2 separate regions of the Homo sapiens genome follow, and region 2 is linked to region 1. The links are chromatin contacts, found by Hi-C in ENCODE. All regions are on one chromosome and are shown on one strand. Each heading gives the region's core, a stretch centred on a gene start or an enhancer-like site at or near the end of the contact. The rest is flanking DNA. Distances are from core to core; before and after follow the strand shown. Region 1 overlaps RIOK2 (RIO kinase 2). Region 2 has its middle 190 kb from the start of LINC01846.

Evidence for each region. A loop is a pair of places that touch in the nucleus more often than their neighbours do. Pooled maps may share reads with other maps.
Region 2: a loop to region 1 is called in a map of HepG2, with 24 times the contacts of the local background. The contact joins two enhancer-like sites. A Hi-C loop is called at or near these places in 2 of 168 maps with a recorded cell type or tissue (HepG2 and endothelial cell of umbilical vein) and 7 of 50 pooled maps.

What each region holds. Positions count from the first base shown.
Region 1 is chr5:97,165,434-97,169,763 of GRCh38, forward strand. RIOK2 (RIO kinase 2) reads right to left here. Exons shown (of 10, transcript NM_018343.3): 7 at 3,327-3,419; 8 at 2,034-2,558. Among named protein-coding and RNA genes, the nearest start is that of RIOK2, 16 kb to the right of the region's middle. Within about 2 kb of position 2,103, at least 2 of the 41 ENCODE cell types and tissues checked have a DNase peak (open chromatin) inside an H3K27ac peak, as active enhancers do.
Region 2 is chr5:98,347,581-98,351,828 of GRCh38, forward strand. No RefSeq gene overlaps it. Among named protein-coding and RNA genes, the nearest start is that of LINC01846, 190 kb to the left of the region's middle. RefSeq lists a silencer at 2,065-2,359. Within about 2 kb of position 1,836, at least 3 of the 41 ENCODE cell types and tissues checked have a DNase peak (open chromatin) inside an H3K27ac peak, as active enhancers do.

The DNA.
Region 1 (4,330 bases), core at 853-3,352:
TTCTAATAATCCTCTCCTCTTCTTTCACTGAACTATATAAATCTGTCTCTCCCTATCTAAATTTTTGAGACTCTTTCCACCTTCACAAACAGAAGATATAATGGAAACAGACAGTACTCATTATAGTCAGCTCCACTAGGGTAGGAAAATCTGCAACCTAGAGACTAATGTTTTTCACATGGCTCAAAGTTTCAATATATGCAATGTATAAAAACTCGGACGATATTAACTCCTAACAGTTAATATTTTTCAGCAACATCTGCTGTTCTGCTTTTACTTTGAATGGAAGTTTTGCCCAGCATGTATCCAGAGTGGGAACAAAATTATTGTTCCCATTCTGAGTTTAAAAGACCATTTAATCCTATATAGATTTTCTTCTATCACTGTGATGGTTAATTTTATATGTTAACTTGACTGGGCCTCAGGGTGCCATATATTTGGTTAAACATTAACTTGGGTGTGTCTTTGAGGGCGTTTCTGAATCAATAAACTGAGTATAGCAGATTGCCCTCCCCAGTGTGGGTGGACCTCATCCAATCCATTGAAGGCCTGATGAGAACAAAAAGGCAAAGTAAGAGAGAACTGTCTTTGAACTGGGACATGGGTCCTCTCCTTTCTTTGGATGTGGACTGGAACTTATGCTATTGTCTCTTCTGGTTCTTAGCTCTTTGGATTTGGACTGGAACTGTACCATGGGCTCTCCTTGGTCTCTAGCTTGTTGACTACAGATCCTGGGACTTCTCAGCCTCCATAACCCCATGGGCTAATTCCTTAAAATAAATCTCCTATTTATTCTGTTTCTTTGAAGAATCCAGTCTAATACAATCACTTACTCAAAATCCTGAGCCTCTGTCACCCCTCTTTTCCTTTTAAGCTTCTGATTTAATTTTCCAAGTTTATTATTTAAATGGCAGTAGCCCTGTGACACAGATACACAGCTATATGAAAAAGGAACAAAATTCTCATGTTTTGCTTCAGGAATAAAACTTTAAAGATAAAGGTAGGCTTAAGATATAAGCCCAAACATGTACTGAAAAATGTTTAATAAATGTATTGCTGAACTAATTTTAATTGTCATATTACTATTTTGAAATAAATAAAACCAATATTTCATTTAACTACAATTTGATTCTGAATAAGCAATCCCAAATCCAAAAATTAAGTTTTAGAACTTTTCCTAATCTAAGCTGAGCCTGATTAATATTTACAAAAAAAAATTATTAAAAGAAAACATAATATCATTAGATAATTTTAACTACACATGAACAAAGGATAGAAGGCTCAAGGTACTAGAGAAAATTCACTGCAGATGTTTCATATAGAAAGTACATTTATTGCATGTTTTAATATTTACATGCCTTTACATAACTCAAACACACATCAGATGTGTAATTAGGAAAATATATGAGGAATAACTCATCCATCTAAAACCTGATCAATGTATCCAGAGACCTGCAATAATTTTAAAATCATCAGTTTGTATATATATATATATTTTTGAGACGGAGTTTTTTGCTCGTCACCCAGGCTGGAGTGCAGTGGTACGATCTTTGGCTTACTGCAACCTCTGCCTCCCAGGTTCAAGTGATTCTCCTGCCTCAGTCTCCCAAGTAGCTGGGATTACAAGCACAGGCCACCATGCCCGGTTAATTTTTATATTTTTAGTAGAGACAGGGTTTTGCCATGTTGGCCTGGCTGGTCTCAAACTCCTGACCTCAGGTGATTTGCCTGCCTTGGCCTCCCAGAAGTGCTGAGATTACAGGCATGAGCGAGCCACTGTGCCCAGCCATCAGTTTGTATTTTAAGGCAGAATTACTTGAAATTTAGTCAATAGGCTGCCTAGAATCAGGTCAATTGAAAAGGAAGCTATTTTGAGTTTTTAACAACAAAAAATTATTTGGCTTTCATTTTATACATCAAGGTGGCAGAATACAATTTTGTCACATCATTTGAAAAAAACATTCTTTTACTAGAATCTAACAAAGTATCAGTCTCAAGACTAAAGTTAAAAAGCAATCGACAGAAGTCTATACCTGAAAGGCCTGAATTCTCTATTTAATGACGACAAGGCAATTAGATGAGGGCATTCATCTTCATACTCGTCAGAGCCAGCAGGGACTCCTCCTTGAACTCTCTGACCATCTTGCCTGTTGTAATTTTCAGTTCTGTTTTTCTCCTCAGAAAATTCAGTTACAGAGTTGTTTTCAACAACCTGCCCTTTTATTTCTTCTAAAGCTTGATTGAATTCAGTCATTTCAAAACTCCGTGCATCAGCACTCTCTTCTGATAAACTGTCTTCCTTTATTTGTTCAGGGTCTCCAGATGATCTGCAATAGCAGCCCTCTGATTCTTCTAGACAGTTCCGTTCACTTTCATTTTCTGACCCGTAAACCTCTGCTTTTTCTGCCACTTCTCCATCTGAAAATGAGAATTCAGATCCCTCTTTTGTTTCAATATTTTTATCATCTGGACCTAATGGATGAAGCAGTTCATCATCTGCCTGCATTTCCTTTGTGTAGCCACTGGCAGAAACCTCCACATCAAGAGTGTCTTCTCTCCTAGAAAAAAAAGGCGTCAAGCATAGAAAGAGAGAAAAAATGTTTATCTAAGAGGAGCAAATATCTACTACTCTGATAAATTATGATTCAAGTGAGTTTAATAGCTTATATGTTAAAAATAAATTTTCCTTCCCTAAAATGTAATATTTAAATGACACAGGTAAACAAATATGAAAGGTATATGCTGGCTGTCATTTTAAGAATAAAATAACTGAAAAGCAACAATATAAATAAAAAGGTTATAAAAACCTCAGCTTATGTTTATTAACTTTGTAAATTAACTTTCAAAGGGGGCTAAGGATTTCCTTCAGATTATGTGACTCATCCCAGATCAGAAAATATCTTAAGTGTATAAAATAAATATGAGAAAACTGAGCTTTGAGAATGCACATGATAGTTATGTTTTGAGAATCAATTAAAGATACCTCCTGGTCCTTGATAAAGGAAAAACACAAATTTCAATGAATGTTTGGTGTTATTCCTTATGAATGAGTTACTCAAATAGCATCCAAAATAGAATAAAAGTTCTTGAATTTATAAGAATCTAGATATGTCCGCTTCCTAAAATTCAGTAACAGTGCCTTAATGGACCAAATGCAGGTATTTTCAAGTTTTTAAGTTTCAGTTATGTACTACAGAGCAATGACATCTAACAGTGATTACGTGTCAAAATTTGGAAAGTTTTTTAGATGAAAATGTTAATTTTTAGAAATACACAGACCAGATATTTAAACTGTTCTATTATGTAAAGCAATGGGGAGTACAAACCTGATATCCTTAAAAGTTGGAAAAAGCTCACTTTCGTAGCTGAAACGTTTCATAAAGAAATCTTTAATGCATTTAACATCTCTGTCAAAATACCTGCAAAAGCAAGAATCATTTATGATATAGTCTTTATTGCTCCTCTTTTTCCTTATTAGCCAATGACAATATACTTATTGGTTAATGGTATTGCTCCTCCTTACACAAGGAGATAAAAGATGTTACACAAAAGAAAAAAGATACAAATGAGTTAACCAGTGTGTTTGAAAAACTAAAATCCAAGGAAATCTCAAGGATATAAGCTGTCAATGCCATGCAGTTCCTACGGTTAGGAAAGTCAAGGTTTTGTCATAGTTACTGGTATATAGTTAGATACACTAGGGAAAGATGAATGTGAACCCCAGGAAATAAGATAATGGGCCTATGGTTTGGGGATAGGTTTCCACTTATTCTGTTCGTCCTGAGTCTGGCTATGCTTCTTATCAGCAACACTCACTAGAACCCCTAGCCAACTGAAAGATCTGACGATAAAAAGATATTAATATTAAACAGTTAAGTTTGGAGACTACTGAATTATGTTTATGTATCTTTGTTATCCATTAGCCGATTTGCAATAACACCCAAAGGGATAAATAATGCTACAGCCTATAAAAATAATCTGAGGACATGTTAATCTGGACCAAAAGTAGAACAATATCTGAATATCAGGCTGCCTTTTTGGGCCACCACAAAGCAGCAAAAATGGATTCAATTCTCTAGAAGATTTCCAGACAAGGGAGAATTAAGGACAGGATAATGTGCAATTGACTCTCTTTGAGAAAGATGAAGTTTGGAAATAGGAAGATAATGCCTCTCCTCTTTGCTCACAGGGTACTCTGGGAAAAATACTAATACATTTTAAAAAGACTATTTTATATATGTTTACATCTCCCTACGAGACAGTAACATTTTCTAAAGCATATATAGGGGTTATTTATATCTCAATCTCTAGCAATTAGCACAGCTCCTTG
Region 2 (4,248 bases), core at 586-3,085, 1.2 Mb after region 1:
GCCATCCCCATCAAGATACCAATGACTTTCTTCACAGAACTGGAAAAAACTACTTTAAAGTTCATATGGAACCAAAAAGCAGCCCGCATCACCAAGTCAATCCTAAGCCAAAAGAACAAAGCTGGAGGCATCACACTACCTGACTTCAAACTATACTACAAGGCTACAGTAAGCAAAACAGCATGATACTGGTAACAAAACAGAGATATAGATCAATGGAACAGAACAGAGCACCCAGAAATAACACCACATATCTACAACTATCTGATCTTTGACAAACCTGAGAAAAACAAACAATGGGGAAAGGATTCCCTATTTAATAAATGGTGCTGGGAAAACTGGCTAGCCATATGTAGAAAGCTGAAACTGGATCCCTTCCTTACACCTTATACAAAAATTAATTCAAGAAGGATTAAAGACTTACATGTTAGACCTAAAACCACAAAAACCCTAGAAGAAAACCTAGGCATTACCATTCAGAACATAGGCATGGGTAAGGACTTCATGTCTAAAACACCAAAAGCAATGGCAACAAAAGCCAAAATTGACAAATGGGATCTAATTAAATTAAAGAGCCTCTGCACAGCAAAAGAAACTACCATCAGAGTGAACAGGCAACCTACAAAATGGGAGAAAATTTTCGCAACCTACTCATCTGACAAAGGGCTAATATCCAGAATCTACGATGAACTCAAACAAATTTATAAGGGAAAAAGCAAACAACCCCATCAAAAAATGGGCAAAGGACATGAACAGACACTTCTCAAAAGAAGACATTTATGCAGCCAAAAAACACATGAAAAAATGCTCACCATCACCGGCCATCAGAGAAATGCAAATTAAAACCACAATGAGATATCATCTCACACCAGTTAGAATGGCGATCATTCAAAAGTCAGGAAACAACAGGTGCTGGAGAGGATGTGGAGAAATAGGAACACTTTTACACTGTTGGTGGGACTGTAAACTAGTTCAACCATTGTGGAAGTCAGTGTGGCGATTTCTCAGAGATCTAGAACTAGAAATACCATTTGACCCAGCCATCCCATTACTGGGTATATACCCAAAAGACTATAAATCATGCTGCTATAAGGACTCATGCACACGTATGTTTATTGCGGCACTATTCACAATAGGAAAGACTTGGAACCAACCCAAATGTCCAACAATGATAGGCTAGATTAAGAAAATGTGGCACATATACACCATGGAATACTATGCAGCCATAAAAAATGATGAGTTCATGTCCTTTGTAGGGACATGGATGAAATTGGAAATCATCATTCTCAGTAAACTATCGCAGGAACAAAAAACCAAACACCACATGTTCTCACTCATAGGTGGGAATTGAACAATGAGAACACATGGACACAGGAAGGGGAACATCACACACCGGGGACTGTTGTGGGGTAGGGTGAAGGGGGTGGGATAGCATTAGGAGATATACCTAATGCTAAATGACGAGTTAATGGGTGCAGCACACCAGCATGGCACATGTATACATATGTAACTAACCTGCACATTGTGCACATGTACCCTAAAACTTAAAGTGTAATAATAATAAAATAAAAAATTTTTTAAAATATATCAGACAAAAAAAAAAAAAGATCACTTGAGCCCAGGAGTTCAAGACTGTGGTGCCCTATAGTCATAATTCCAATTCGAAAATGGTGGCATAGAAACAAGCTGGCTTCGCTCCCTTTTACAGAAAACCAAAAACAAATATATAGCACCAAGATGATCACCAGCAATATCCTAGAACACAAATATGAGGATGAATCAGTTCCTGGAGCCAAAGAGAAGTAAAAAAAACTCCAGCAGACGGTAAGAGAGCCATATATTCATGACAATGACACCCCTCCCTGGAATCTGCCCTGCCCCAAGTATGTGGAAAATGTTGATTGACTCTCAGTTTCCACACTGGAGAAAGTGAGACTGAGGTTGACAGTCAGCTTCTCTACTTTCTTATGTTCCCTGACAGGAGACCTGTCCCTACCTCAAACTGTGGGAAGCATGGTGAGTGCCTAAAAGGAGAAACATCTCTGAGGACAGCCAAAGACAAAGTAGAGAGGCAGGACTAACATCCTGAATGCTAGAAACTGCTCTGTAATTCAGCCAAATGACATGCCAAATCGGAGTGGCTGCTTAGCAGTACCATGCTGTAGGAGGTACATTCCACGGGGCCCCTGAGCACAAATTACAGCCAGCCGTTCCACACTGCCAGGATATCCCCTTTGGGACCTCCCCTATTTCTGATGATCAGTCTCTGATAATTTGCTAGAGCAAAGGCAAACATGGGCTTAAAGTGCCATCTAGTGCTGAAAAGGAGGCACTGACCTAGCGGAAAAAAGTATAAGAAATTCAACAGGTAAATTATGAAGAATCTCTAAGTAAACATAGCCAATAAAAACCAAAACAAGCCAGGCAGAGAAAACTGGAATGAATAACTGTTAAATGCAAAGACATAGATGTACATTCACACACACACACACAAAAAAAAAACAGCGAAAAGGAAACCATGACCTCTCCAAACAGACAAAGCAAGGAACCAGTGACTGACCCTAACAAGACTGTTACATGAGCTCTCTGTCCAATAATTCAAAATAGGAGTTTGAAAGAAACTTAGTGCTCTCCAAGATAACACATAAAAGCAATTTATAAATTTATCAGATAAATTTTACAAGGAGATTGAAATAATAACAAAAGATCAAACAAAAATCTTGGAACTGAGAAACACATTTGCTGAATTCAAAAATTCATTGAAGGCTCTTTACAGCAGAATGTACCAAGCAGAGGAAAGAATCAGTGCTCCCAAAGACAGGCTGTTTAGAAGTACACAGTCACAGGAGAAATAACAAAAAAATAAAGTCAAAAGGAATAAAGACTACCTATAAGATATAGAAAATTACCTCAAAAGACAAAATCTAAGAATTACTAGTATTCAAAAGGCAGCTGAGCAAAAGAACAAGGTAGAACACTTACTCAAAAAATAATAACAGAAAAGTTTCCAAAACTTGAGAAAGAAATAAAAGTTCACGTATAGGAAGGACAGAGAACATCAAATAGGACTACGCCAAGACATATAATAATTAAACTCTCGAAGGCCAAAGACAATGAGAGGATCCTAAAAAGCAGCAGGAGAAAAAAAGCAAACAACATGTAAAGAAATGCCAATCATCTGATGACAGACTTCTCAGTGGAAACCACACAGGCCAGGAGGGAGCAGAATATTTTCAAAGTGTTGAAAAGAAAACAAAAAACAAAAAACAAAAAACAAAACCTGCCATTCAAAAACACTTTATCCAGCAAAGCTATCATTCAAATAAGGAGTCACAAAGTCTTTCCTAGGCAAACAAAAGCTAAGAGAATTCATCACCACCAGACTTACCTCACAAAAAATGGTAAAGGGAACTCTTCAATCTGAACAAAAAAAAAATACTAATGCGAAAAAAGAAAATATTTAAAGGTACAAAATCCACTGGTAAAATTAAGTACAAAATCATCCCCAGAATACTCCAATTCTGTAATTTTAGTGTGCAATCCACCCATAACTCTAGCATGAAGCCTAAAAGATAAATACATATAAAATAATATTAGCTCCAGAAACTTAAGAGATAGGCAATAAAAAATGTAAATTGAGACAACCAAAATCAAAATGTGGGATGATAGAGTCAAAATATAAAGATTGTTTTTAGTTTTTTATTTGTTTGCTTGTTTTTACTCTTTTTTGTGTTATCTAATACAAGTTGTCATCTCTTTAAAATAATTTGTTATATCTATAAGATATTTCACATAAGCTTCATGGTAACCACAATGCAAAAACCTATAATAGATACATTAAAAGTAAAAATCAACAAATTAAAACATACTACAAGTAAAAAAATCAATTAACAACAAAAGATGACAGGAAGAAAGAGAGAGAGGAGCTACAACACAACCAGAAAACAAGCAATGAAATGGCAGTAGTAAGGCCTTACTTATCAATAATAATGCTGAATGTAAATGGACTCAATTTTCCAATTAAAAATATAGAGTGACTAAATGAATAAAAAAGCAAGATCCAACTAAATTCTGCCTATAGGAAACCTCACCTATAAAATCACACCTAGATTGAAAGTGTAGGAAAAAAAAGATATTTCATGTGAATGGAAACCAAAAAGAGCAGCAGTTGCTATACTTACATGAGATAAAATAGATGACCAGAAAAGACTGTAAAAAGAGACAAAGAAGGTCTTATAAAGATAAAAG